2 separate regions of the Homo sapiens genome follow, and region 1 is linked to region 2. The links are chromatin contacts, found by Hi-C or POLR2A ChIA-PET in ENCODE. All regions are on one chromosome and are shown on one strand. Each heading gives the region's core, a stretch centred on a gene start or an enhancer-like site at or near the end of the contact. The rest is flanking DNA. Distances are from core to core; before and after follow the strand shown. Region 1 overlaps TBCD (tubulin folding cofactor D). Region 2 holds the start of TEX19 (testis expressed 19).

Region 1 (5,271 bases), core at 1,743-4,242, 430 kb before region 2:
GAGCATGGCTGAGAGCCACCTGCCACCTGGGGAGCCCATGGAGGCCGGCGAGCCAAGCAAAGACACCAGGACACACGGGGGGATGGGGAACCCCAGGCGTGGGCCACAGCCTGAGCCCTCCTGCTTCCGAGGCCAAGATGAGGCCACCCACTACCCAGGCCACAAGCTTCCGAGGCCACGCTTTACCCAGGCCACAGGCTTCCGAGGCCACCCTTTACGCAGGCCACAGGACAGCAGGTGTGCTGCCAGGATCAAGGGCACAGAGGCAGCATGGGACAGAGTCTGGCACTCTATGAATGGATGGCTCACACCCTCCACCAGCACCTTTACTGCAGCCGACAGCCACAGGAGAGGCGGGAGGGTAGTCGGGGAGCCCAGGGCCTCCAGAGGGAACACTTCACAGAAGGAAATGGCTCCCACCTGGACCAGGCGGCAGAGCGGGACAGACTCAGGATGACGTGAAGCACAGAGCCACGTGCTGGGACAAGGACCCCCAGGACAGGGTGGCGGCGCAGCCACATGAGAACAGATGAGCAATGAACCAGGAAGGAGACATGTCAGAGCCACGTCCACACAGGCAGGTGTGAGCGGACAGCGGGAGGGAACACGGCGTCTCGGGGATGAGCCCGGCTCCTGGGCCGTATGCACGGACAGCAGCACAGAAGCTCCCATTTGTTGCTGGGCTCCCGGGTAAACAGGCCAGGAGGGGAAAGTGATGGTACAACAGGTGTGACCTGGGACTTGCGGGTTCTGAAGTGTCACACGTGTACCCAACGGGTCCACAGAAGGAGGGCTCGAGAACCAAGGACAGAAATCAGGTAATAAAGGTCAAGGGTGAATCAGAGCTGAGATATCAACAGCCAGGACCAAAGCCTGAGGGACATCTGCCTTAGAGGGAAGGTGCCTCTAAGGTGACTGCGTGGGCAGTGAGGCATCACGGGTCTGTGAGCCAGGTGAGGGCGGGGCAGGGGAGAGGGCAGGGGCACCCCAACCTGCACAGGGGCCACAGGTCAGGACGACTGGGGCAGGGGCCACTGAGACCCAGCTCTAGCCCACTCAGCAGCAGCCCAGCCCAGCTCTCTGCCTGTCTCTTCCTCATCTAAGAACTGAGCGGGGTGAGGCTGGTGACCCGCCAAGCCCCCTCCCCGTCTAGCACATGACCCCGCGACGGGCTGCCTGTGAGCACACGTCTGTGAGCAGGTCGCGCCACCTCAGCAGGGATGGGCCAGGGCTGATGGGGACTCAAAGGCGTGCGGCTCACCATGCAGGTTTCTGTAAGACTCACGGCACTGTGCCCGCCCCACATAAAATGCTGAGTGATGGGAAATGAGTGTTAGGAGCTGGCTGCTCCAGGTCTTTCCTTAACGCCACGAGGAGACCGAACCAGCGTGGCCTGGGGTACCTCGTTTCACCCAAATGCTACAGGAGCATGATCTCTGGAAAGTACCCACATTCAAACTGCTCTTGTCCTATTTTCTCCATCCAAAACCTTGCCCCAAGAGAGCACTACAACTAAAAAGGACCACGTGGGTCATCTTCCTCTGGCCACACTGAACCCTAAATGAAACAGTAGGGTGCTGTTCCCCAAATCTGAAGAGAAATCAAAGCCTAAATGTGAAATGTTTTAGATAATCAGCTGTCTTCTTTCATCTTCAAAGACTGACTGTGCTAATTAGCCTCACACCAGCCTCTGCGGTGAGAGGTCTGCTGCTTCCCTCCCAGGTGGGGCGGGCGCTGGTGCTCACCCTGGCCTCAGGTCACAGGAGAGACGGAGTCAGCAAAGGGCCTGGGCACAGCTCACAGCAGCTCAAGCCCTGGTTCCCGGCCCACACACTCTTGGCCACAACCACTCCTACTTGGGGACCTGGCTGCTTTTATTAACTATAAAAAAGCAGAGTGGCTTCAGCACCTCTCTTCACAAGGGCCGAGCGGGAGCTGGGAGTGAGGCTGACAGTGCCAGCGTTCTTTGGCTTTCTTGGTTTTTAATGCTGTTGTGTGTGACTATTTTATCCTTTAACAAGAGTTGTGCTTTTGTCAATGATAAAAATAAAAAGAAACCGCACTGCAAAGGGGAGACTCGAGCCTAACAGCCGATAAGGGGAAGAGCATCCTATTACCACTTTCATAGTCAACAGCCCCGTCTCGCAGTCCGAGTCCCCCAGCCCCGCCGCCGCCTCCCAGCCATTGTGAGAACACACAGGGAGAAACCCACTCCACACAGTCGACAATCTTCCAATCAGAGCACTAGAAACCAAGAGAGCACAACTATCAATCAGCAAGCAGAGTCACACATGAAATGACAGCCATTTTCCTTTTTGTAAATTTTTTTTTAGATGGAGTCTTGCTCTGTTGCCCAGGCTGGAATGCAGTGGCGCCATGTCGGCTCACTGCAACCTCCACCTCCCGGGTTCAAGCGATTTTCCTGCCTCAGCCTCCCAAGTAGCTGGGATTACAGGCGCGCACCACCATGCCCAACTAATTTTTTGTATTTTTAGTAGAGACAGGGTTTCACCATGTTGGCCAGGCTGGTATCAAACTCCTGGCCTCAAGTGATCCACCTGCCTCGGCCTCCCAAAGCGCTGGGATTACCGGCATGAGCCACTGTGCCCAGCCCATTTTCCATTTTTAATGTGTTTTTCTCCTTCCTTGAATTTCCTCAATTTGCATTAATCTTAATGCTTAAATTGGGACTAAACCAAAGCGTGTTTTTAAAGCTGAAGTACAGGGGCCTTCCAGGGAAATTACATTGCCAAACACTTGCTTCCCTCCCACAGGAGTTAAAAACCCTCACTGCAAGGGAACTACGCTTCGAGGGAAATGAAGATCAAATCCTGGTTTCGATGGTACTTGTTGAGAGTTCACCTGTTTCGCCCACAGTAATGAACAGGTGGATGACAATGAAGCCAAGTGCATCAAAGGAAACAGATGAAACCCTAAGCAGAATCCACCTGCAAGTTTCATCATGTACAGCAGGCGCCCGGCCTCTGCCTGCAGCTCTGCCAAGCCCAAGGTGAAACCTCCCACCCGCTCAGCACCCAGCACGACTTCCTCCTGCTGAGGCAACCTGGATCAGACCAAACGGACCCTTCCAAGAGACAGAAGGAAACAACACACATGACTCTGGAAAGACTCGAGATGCTCCAGCAGCCGCCCAGGGCTTCAGACGCTCTGGAAGGGACGTGCTGGCCCCAGGAGCTGCCAGAAGCCCGGCCCCGCCAGGCGTTGCTTCACGGCAGTTTCATTCATTCCCTTCCCAGGGATTTCAGCCGGCTGCGTCAGACAATTGCTCACTCTTGCTGAGGGCAAATCTCTGAATAGTTCTGAGGTGCTGCTGCCAAACCGCCTGGGTGCTCTGCCCTAAACGGCAGGACAGCACGCCTCACTCTTTGCCAGCATATGCCGGGGGGTGGCACAGGGCTCGGCTCTCCTAAGCCTTTGAGAAGACCGTTTTACACCTCGGGAGGAAGGGGAAAAACGAATGTCTCTCCACCTCAACGTGGAACTTGGAGATGTCAAAATAAAAAGCACTTCCCCACTCCTGGCTGGTTTGACTTTGCTACAGGAATTCCCACCTGTCCCAGCAGCTAGGAGGGGAATGGGGCAGCGAGCCGTCCCGCCCACCCACCCTCTGGGTATTCCAAATGCAGGCTGTGCAACACGTGTCTCCCACTTGGGATGGAAGAACAGAAAACTTGGGAACAATCTAGAGAAAACCAACAAGATCATCAAAAAAAAAAAAAAAAAAAGTAAAGAACCGAACCCACAACAAAGAAACTGCAGAACTAGACACATGTGGCCACAAGACCCTCCCAAGCCGAGAAGGACTCGGAGCCCTGCACCCAGGGGACACCGTGGAGCCCTCCAAGGCAGCCTGAACGCAGTGGCCCACAGCCCCTCACCAGGAGGCTGCCTCTCCCACAGCCAGCCTGGCCAGAAGGTGGCACGCCTCACCTGCCTGCAAGTCCCTGGGCAGCCACAGCTGGCTCCAGCCCCAAGGCTGGGATATCCTGCTGACCCAACAGCATGGGGTGGGGACGGCAGAGGAGGGGAGGCTCCCAGGCCAGGCTGACGAGAGCTGCAGGAGACCCCTAGAAGCCCGTTAAGAGACCGGACAGAGATCAAATTTGCCTCCCCTCCCAAAGCAGCACCCACACTCGGGGCAGGGCTAACGGCCTCCCCTGCAGAGGCACCACACTCGGGGCAGAGCCATTGGAGACAACCAGCTCTGGTCACATCCTGTTAGACCTCCCATTTGCTCCCCTGACCTGAGATGTTTTTCCCCCACAGCACTGAGTTTTATTAGGGATTTCATTAAGGTTAAATTTCTAAGGATGAGGGAATCCTAGAGGGCAGAGAAGCCCTCGAAGCCACCTCAGATCCTGTGAGCCACAGGTTCTACGGTGGGATCGCCACCTGGTTCCAGGTGCAGATGATTATAAGGACACTGCTTTGGCCCCACGGGCTGGTAGGCTGGTTAATTCTTCCCCACCCAGAACACGATCATGAAGGCCGTGAAGCTGAAGAGCTGCTTACACAATATTCCAAGAAGCAGGTGTGCGGGACATATCCACATGGATCCTGACACACATGTAGGTGCCAACATTGTCATTTCACCAGTCCAACCTCAGGCCAGGTGGTCCCAGTCACAGCATGGACCCCCTCCCACTGCGATGGGTCGGGTCCAGTGGTCCCAGTCACACAGCATGGACCCCCCTCCCGCTGCGATGGGTCGGGTCCAGTGGTCCCAGTCACACAGCATGGACCCCCCTCCCGCTGCGATGGGCGGGATCCAGTGGTCCCAGTCACACAGCATGGACCCCCCTCCCGCTGCGATGGACGGGATCCAGTGGTCCCAGTCACACATCATGGACCCCCCTCCCGCTGCGATGGGTGGGATCCAGTGGTCCCAGTCACACAGCATGGACCCCCCTCCCGCTGCGATGGGTCGGGTCCAGTGGTCCCAGTCACACAGCATGGACCCCCCTCCCGCTGCGATGGGTCGGGTCCAGTGGTCCCAGTCACACAGCATGGACGCCCCTCCCGCTGCGATGGGTGGGATCCAGTGGTCCCAGTCACACAGCATGGACCCCCCTCCCGCTGCGATGGGTCGGGTCCAGTGGTCCCAGTCACACAGCATGGACCCCCCTCCCGCTGCGATGGGTCGGGTCCAGTGGTCCCAGTCACACAGCATGGACCCCCCTCCCGCTGCGATGGGTGGGATCCAGTGGTCCCAGTCACACAGCATGGACCCCCCTCCCGCTGCGATGGGTC
Region 2 (5,382 bases), core at 658-3,157:
AGAGCCTGAGGGGACCTGATGGAAATTGAGGGAACCTGAAGGAAACTGAGGCAACTTGAGGAAACCTGAGGGAAACTGAGGGAAACTGGGGGAACCTGAGGGAAACTGGGGGAAACTGAGGGAACCTGAGGGAAACTGAGGGAACCTGAGGGAAACTGGGGAAAACTGAGGGAACCTGAGGGAAACTGGGGGAACCTGAGGGAAACTGAGGGAACCTGAGGGAAACTGGGGGAACCTGAGGGAAACTTGAGGGAAACTGGGGGAAACTGAGGGAACCTGAGGGAAACTGGGGGAACCTGAGGGAAACTGGGGGAAACTGAGGGAACCTGAGGGAAACTGGGGGAACCTGAGGGAAACTGGGGGAACCTGAGGGAAACTTGAGGGAAACTGGGGGAACCTGAGGGAAACTGGGGGAACCTGAGGGAAACTTGAGGGAAACTGAGGGAACCTGAGGGAAACTGGGGGAACCTGAGGGAAACTTGAGGGAACCCGAGGGAACCTGAGGGAAACTGGGGGAACCTGAGGGAAACTGAGGGAACCTGAGGGAAACTGGGGGAACCTGAGGGAAACTGGGGGAACCTGAGGGAAACTTGAGGGAAACTGGGGGAAACTGAGGGAAACTGGGGGAACCTGAGGGAAACTGAGGGAACCTGAGGGAACCTGAGGGAAACTGGGGGAACCTGAGGGAAACTTGAGGGAACCTGAGGGAAACTGGGGGAACCTGAGGGAAACTGAGGGAACCTGAGGGAAACTGGGGGAACCTGAGGGAAACTTGAGGGAAACTGGGGGAAACTGAGGGAAACTGGGGGAACCTGAGGGAAACTGAGGGAACCTGAGGGAAACTGGGGGAACCTGAGGGAAACTGGGGGAAACTGGGGGAACCTGAGGGAACCTGAGGGAAACTGGGGGAACCTGAGGGAAACTTGAGGGAAACTGGGGGAAACTGGGGGAACCTGGGGGAAACTGGGGGAACCTGAGGGAAACTGAGGGAACCTGAGGGAAACTGGGGGAACCTGAGGGAAACTTGAGGGAAACTGAGGGAACCTGAGGGAAACTGGGGGAACCTGAGGGAAACTTGAGGGAAACTGGGGGAAACTGGGGGAACCTGGGGGAAACTGGGGGAACCTGAGGGAACCTGAGGGAAACTGGGGGAACCTGAGGGAAACTTGAGGGAAACTGAGGGAACCTGAGGGAAACTGGGGGAACCTGAGGGAAACTTGAGGGAAACTGAGGGAAACTGGGGGAACCTGAGGGAAACTGGGGGAACCCGAGGGAAACTTGAGGGAAACTGGGGGAACCTGAGGGGAACTTGAGGGAAACTGGGGGAACCTGAGGGAAACTGGGGGAAACTGAGGGGAACTTGAGGGAAACTGAGGGAACCTGAGGGAAGCTGGGGGAAACTGAGGGAACCTGAGGGAAACTGAGGGAAATTTGAGGGAAACTGGGGGAAACTGAGGGAAACTTGAGGGAAACTGAGGGAACCTGAGGGAAACTGGGGGAACCTGAGGGAAGCTGAGGGAAACTTGAGGGAAACTGGGGGAACCTGAGGGAAACTTGAGGGAAACTGAGGGAACCTGAGGGAAACTGAGGGAAACTTGAGGGAAACTGAGGGAACCTGAGGGAAACTGAGGGAACCTGAGGGAAACTGAGGGAAACTTGAGGGAAACTGAGGGAACCTGAGGGAAACTGAGGGAAATTTGAGGGAACTTGGAGAACCTTAGGGAACCTGAGGGAAACTGAGGGAAATTTGAGGGAAACTGAGGGAACCTGAGGAATCCTGGCCCCGCTTCAGCCTCCCAACCCCTCACCCAGCACCAGGCCGTGTCTCCGAGACCCCTCCTCAGAGACCCCTCCTCGGGAGATCTCACCATCCTGGTGTCTCTGTTCATGTGGGCACCCAGGGAAAGGAGGAGGCAGAGCCCATTTGGGTATATAAAGGGCCATTTCCCATGGTGCTCTGGGCTCATCTGCATATCTCCCATGAGCCTCAGTTTCCAGGAAATGAAAGTGCTGAGTCACCAGCTCCCTCCAAGGAGGGCCATGTGCAGCCCCTGGGCACCTGCAGGAAGGCCCTGGAGAGGCAGCTCCTCTGGGGGCTGGAGATTGGGGTGGGTGCTCTCCGTCTGCAGGCTGGCACAGGGTGAGCATCCAGCCTGTGGTTGCTGGCCCGTCGTGGGCACGACGTCCTGGTCCTGCCGCGTTTGTAAAACGTGATCCCTGCTTTGCTGTCTCTGTCTTAAAGTTCTCTGAATTTTAAGAACCAGCCAATTGTCAATTAGTTATTGTTTAAACACATTTTCCCCTTTGTGGTTCATCTCTTCGCTCTTTAAACAAGACGCTTATAAATTAACACTTGTTTTTTCAGTAGACTCTATTTTTTACAGCAGTTTTAGGTTCATAGCAAAATTGAGCCAAAAGCATGGAGCTCTCCCACCGCTCCCCTGCTCCTGCAGGTGCACAGCCTTCCCCAGTCCTCCCGTCCCAGCCATTTGTTACACGTTGTTATTATCATCATCGCCCTCTGCAGTTTCCATTATGCTTTCCTCCGGTGCTGTGCATTCTGCAGGTTTGGACACATGTATAATCATGCAGACCCACCACTCTAATATTGTACAGACGGGTTTCTCCGCCCCGATTCATCTGTGTTCTGCATTTTCATCACTCCCTCTCCCAGCCCCTGGCAACCAGGAATCTTTTGACTGTCTCCTTAATTTTGCCTTTTCCAAAATGTCACAGAGCTGGACTCATACATTATGTAGCCTTTTCAACTTCTTTTTTAGTAATACGCACTTTGGTTCTTCCATGTCTTTTGTGGTTTGATAGTTCACTTCTTTTTTTTTTTTTTTTTTTTTTTGAGACAGAGTCTTGCTCTGTCACCCAGGCTGGAATGCACTGGTGAAATCACAGCTACTACAGCCTCAACCTCCTGGGCTCCTGTGATTTTCTCACCTCAGCCTCCCAAATAGCTGGGACTACAGGTGCTGGTGCACACCCCGATAAGTTTTGTATTTTTTGTGAGACAGGGCCTCACCATGTTGCCCACACTGGTATCAAACACTTGGGCTCAAGTGATCCGCCTGCCTCTGCCTCCCACAGTGCTGGGATTACAGACGTGAGCCACCTTGCATGGCCAGCTCACTTATTTTTTAACACTGAATGGTATTCCATTGTCTGGATGTACCATGGTTTATTTATCCATTCACCTATGGAAAGACATCTTGGTTGCTCCCAGGTTTGGGCAATTATGAATAAAGCTACTACAAATATTCATGTGCAGGTGTCTGTAGACATAAGTTCTCAACTCATTTTGGTAAACTCTAAGGAGTGAGATTGCTGGATGCTGTGGTCAGAGTGTGTTTAGTTTTGTAAGAAAGTGACAAATTGTCTCACACAGTGGCCCTGTGGGAGGAACCCCCAAACCCTTTCCCTACATCCCCATGACCTCTGCTCCTCCCCACCTGGCAGCTGTCTGTGCCTGGCTCAGGTCATCCACACACCTGGGGCTGCCTGCCACCCCCACCAGGTTAGGGCTCAGATCAGGGCCACCCCTCACCCTGGGGCTTCCTCGTCCCAGTCCTGGGATAGGGGCAGGTGTGGGGCTTTGGCTGCCAGGTGTCCTGCTGTGGGTGGAGAGGGCAGTGAGCTCATTCCCTAAAGACTCGGGTGCCTGAGCTGTCTGGCTGGTCCCCTCAGGTGAGAGGAAAGTAGTGGTTGAGGGACCCCACAGAGAAGCCTGTTTATGGGTCTGGGGGTCAGAGGCTCCCGGGAGGAGCCCCCAGGTCCTGGTTTTCTCTGAAAAGGCCACTCAAGGCCTCGGGGCTGAGCTGTGGCTGCCCTGGCCAGAAGGGGGCCGGGGAGGGAGCCCTGCACCTGTCGTGAACACTCAGGGCTGGGCCAGTGGGCGCCTGGAGGATGAGGTCCCTCCCACCTGGCCCCTCCCAGCCTCAGTTCTCAGGACACAGCCCAGCCGGCAGCTGCCAGAGTCACTGCCTAAAGGAGGTTTTGACCGAGGAGCAGCAGAGCCCTCTGAGGGCCCCTGTGGTAAGCAGGCTCCTCGCTGGTTTGCATGGCTTTTTCACACAGTAGTTGCGTCGAGAATTTAATATGCTGCGACCTCGTTGCCAGCAGGAGCGGTGTGGGACCGGGAAGCTGACGGGGAAGTGTTGGCGGGTGCAGGGCAGCGTCCACTCTGGGAAGCTGTGGCCAGCGCGTCCTGGCCAGCCAGGGCCTGGGCAGGGACTTGCCTCTCGGGCCTCGGCCTCACCCTGGTCTGAGAGTGTAGGACCCTCTCAAGGTCCTCAGTCACCTCAGCAGCCTGGGACGGAGCCTTTGGATCGCTTCCTGGGCAGCTGGGTACAGGAGAGGCCACTTGAGACAGATGTTGGGATGGACAGCTGGATTTGAGGCCCAGAGGGAAACCGTGGCAAGACTTGGTGGGTGGATGGTACCAGAGGAACAGGACGTGGCCATAATCGGGGAATCCAACACTCCTGTATCTCCAGAAGGACCAGGCATTTCCCCAGCTGCAGAGACCACTGATGGGGCAGCACAGCCATTGTGGGGCCAAGGCCATGACCCGGAGCCACTGGGGCCGTAAGCCTGACACCCAGATTGCCCACGAGCCAGAACCCCATCCCCACCATCCTGGGGTGCACAAGCTCTTGTGTTAGGAACGGGTGAAGAGGGGGAGCTCAGGAAGCTGAACGCAACCCAGAGGGGGTGGACAAGCAGGGACAAGGCTGCCAGATGGGCCTGGCCAAGCTCAGGGGCCCCCAGCTACCTCGGGGGTGCAGGTGCCAGCTGAGCCCTGCAGAGGAATGGGGTGAGGCCACGTCACGCTCTTTGAGCACCGGCTTCCGAGCTCAAGCGGCTTCGTCTCTGTCTCACCCAGAATGCCTCGCGCAGATCCGGGGCCCAGAGAACATTCCAGAGATGCTTGTGGAGTGGAGCAGCTTTAATAAGACACATTCTTGCTTCTCTGTTGGCTTCTTACCTGTGTCCTCGGGATGGCTGCCAAGGTGCTACCAACCTGCTGCATCCCTGGCTGAGGCTCAGAGCCTCCTGGGCTGGTGCCTTCCTGGGCACAGGATCCCCAGCAAGTCCAGGAATCTGACCTGAGGTCACCAATCATGCCCAGGGAAACCAGCCAGCCCCCAAAGCCTCCAAAACCCAAGTGGGCTTGGTTCTGTTGGCAGGTGACCCAGCTGGAATCAAACAAGAAAGAAAAGTGTGTTTAGATCATCAGGTGACTCACCAAATAGAACTTTCTTGAAAACTGTTTAATAATCAAGACCAGGAAAAGATTATGGAATATTCTAGCAAAGTCCAAGTACTTGGATTTTAAAATCAACATTTATCTTACTGCTCTTATATTACAAAGTT

The links. A loop is a pair of places that touch in the nucleus more often than their neighbours do. ChIA-PET counts read pairs that join two places held with the same protein, here RNA polymerase II (POLR2A). Pooled maps may share reads with other maps.
Region 1: a loop to region 2 is called in a map of posterior vena cava, with 2.9 times the contacts of the local background. The contact joins the enhancer-like site here to the promoter of TEX19 in region 2. A Hi-C loop is called at or near these places in 56 of 168 maps with a recorded cell type or tissue (B cell, CD14-positive monocyte, CD4-positive, alpha-beta T cell and 35 more), 8 of 37 single-sample maps with no recorded cell type and 37 of 50 pooled maps. POLR2A ChIA-PET finds 5 or more read pairs at or near these places in 2 of 52 experiments (B cell and PC-3).

The regions. Positions count from the first base shown.
Region 1 is chr17:82,785,297-82,790,567 of GRCh38, reverse strand. The region is part of intron 7 of TBCD (tubulin folding cofactor D); the gene reads right to left. Among named protein-coding and RNA genes, the nearest start is that of TBCD, 36 kb to the right of the region's middle. RefSeq lists enhancers at 274-775, 3,006-3,055. Within about 2 kb of position 2,992, at least 6 of the 41 ENCODE cell types and tissues checked have a DNase peak (open chromatin) inside an H3K27ac peak, as active enhancers do; they include mammary epithelial cell, prostate gland and psoas muscle, where a contact is called at or near this core.
Region 2 is chr17:82,355,772-82,361,153 of GRCh38, reverse strand. It overlaps TEX19 (testis expressed 19), which reads right to left and starts at 1,907. Exons shown (of 2, transcript NM_207459.4): 1 at 1,869-1,907. RefSeq lists a silencer at 427-721 and an enhancer at 4,330-5,265.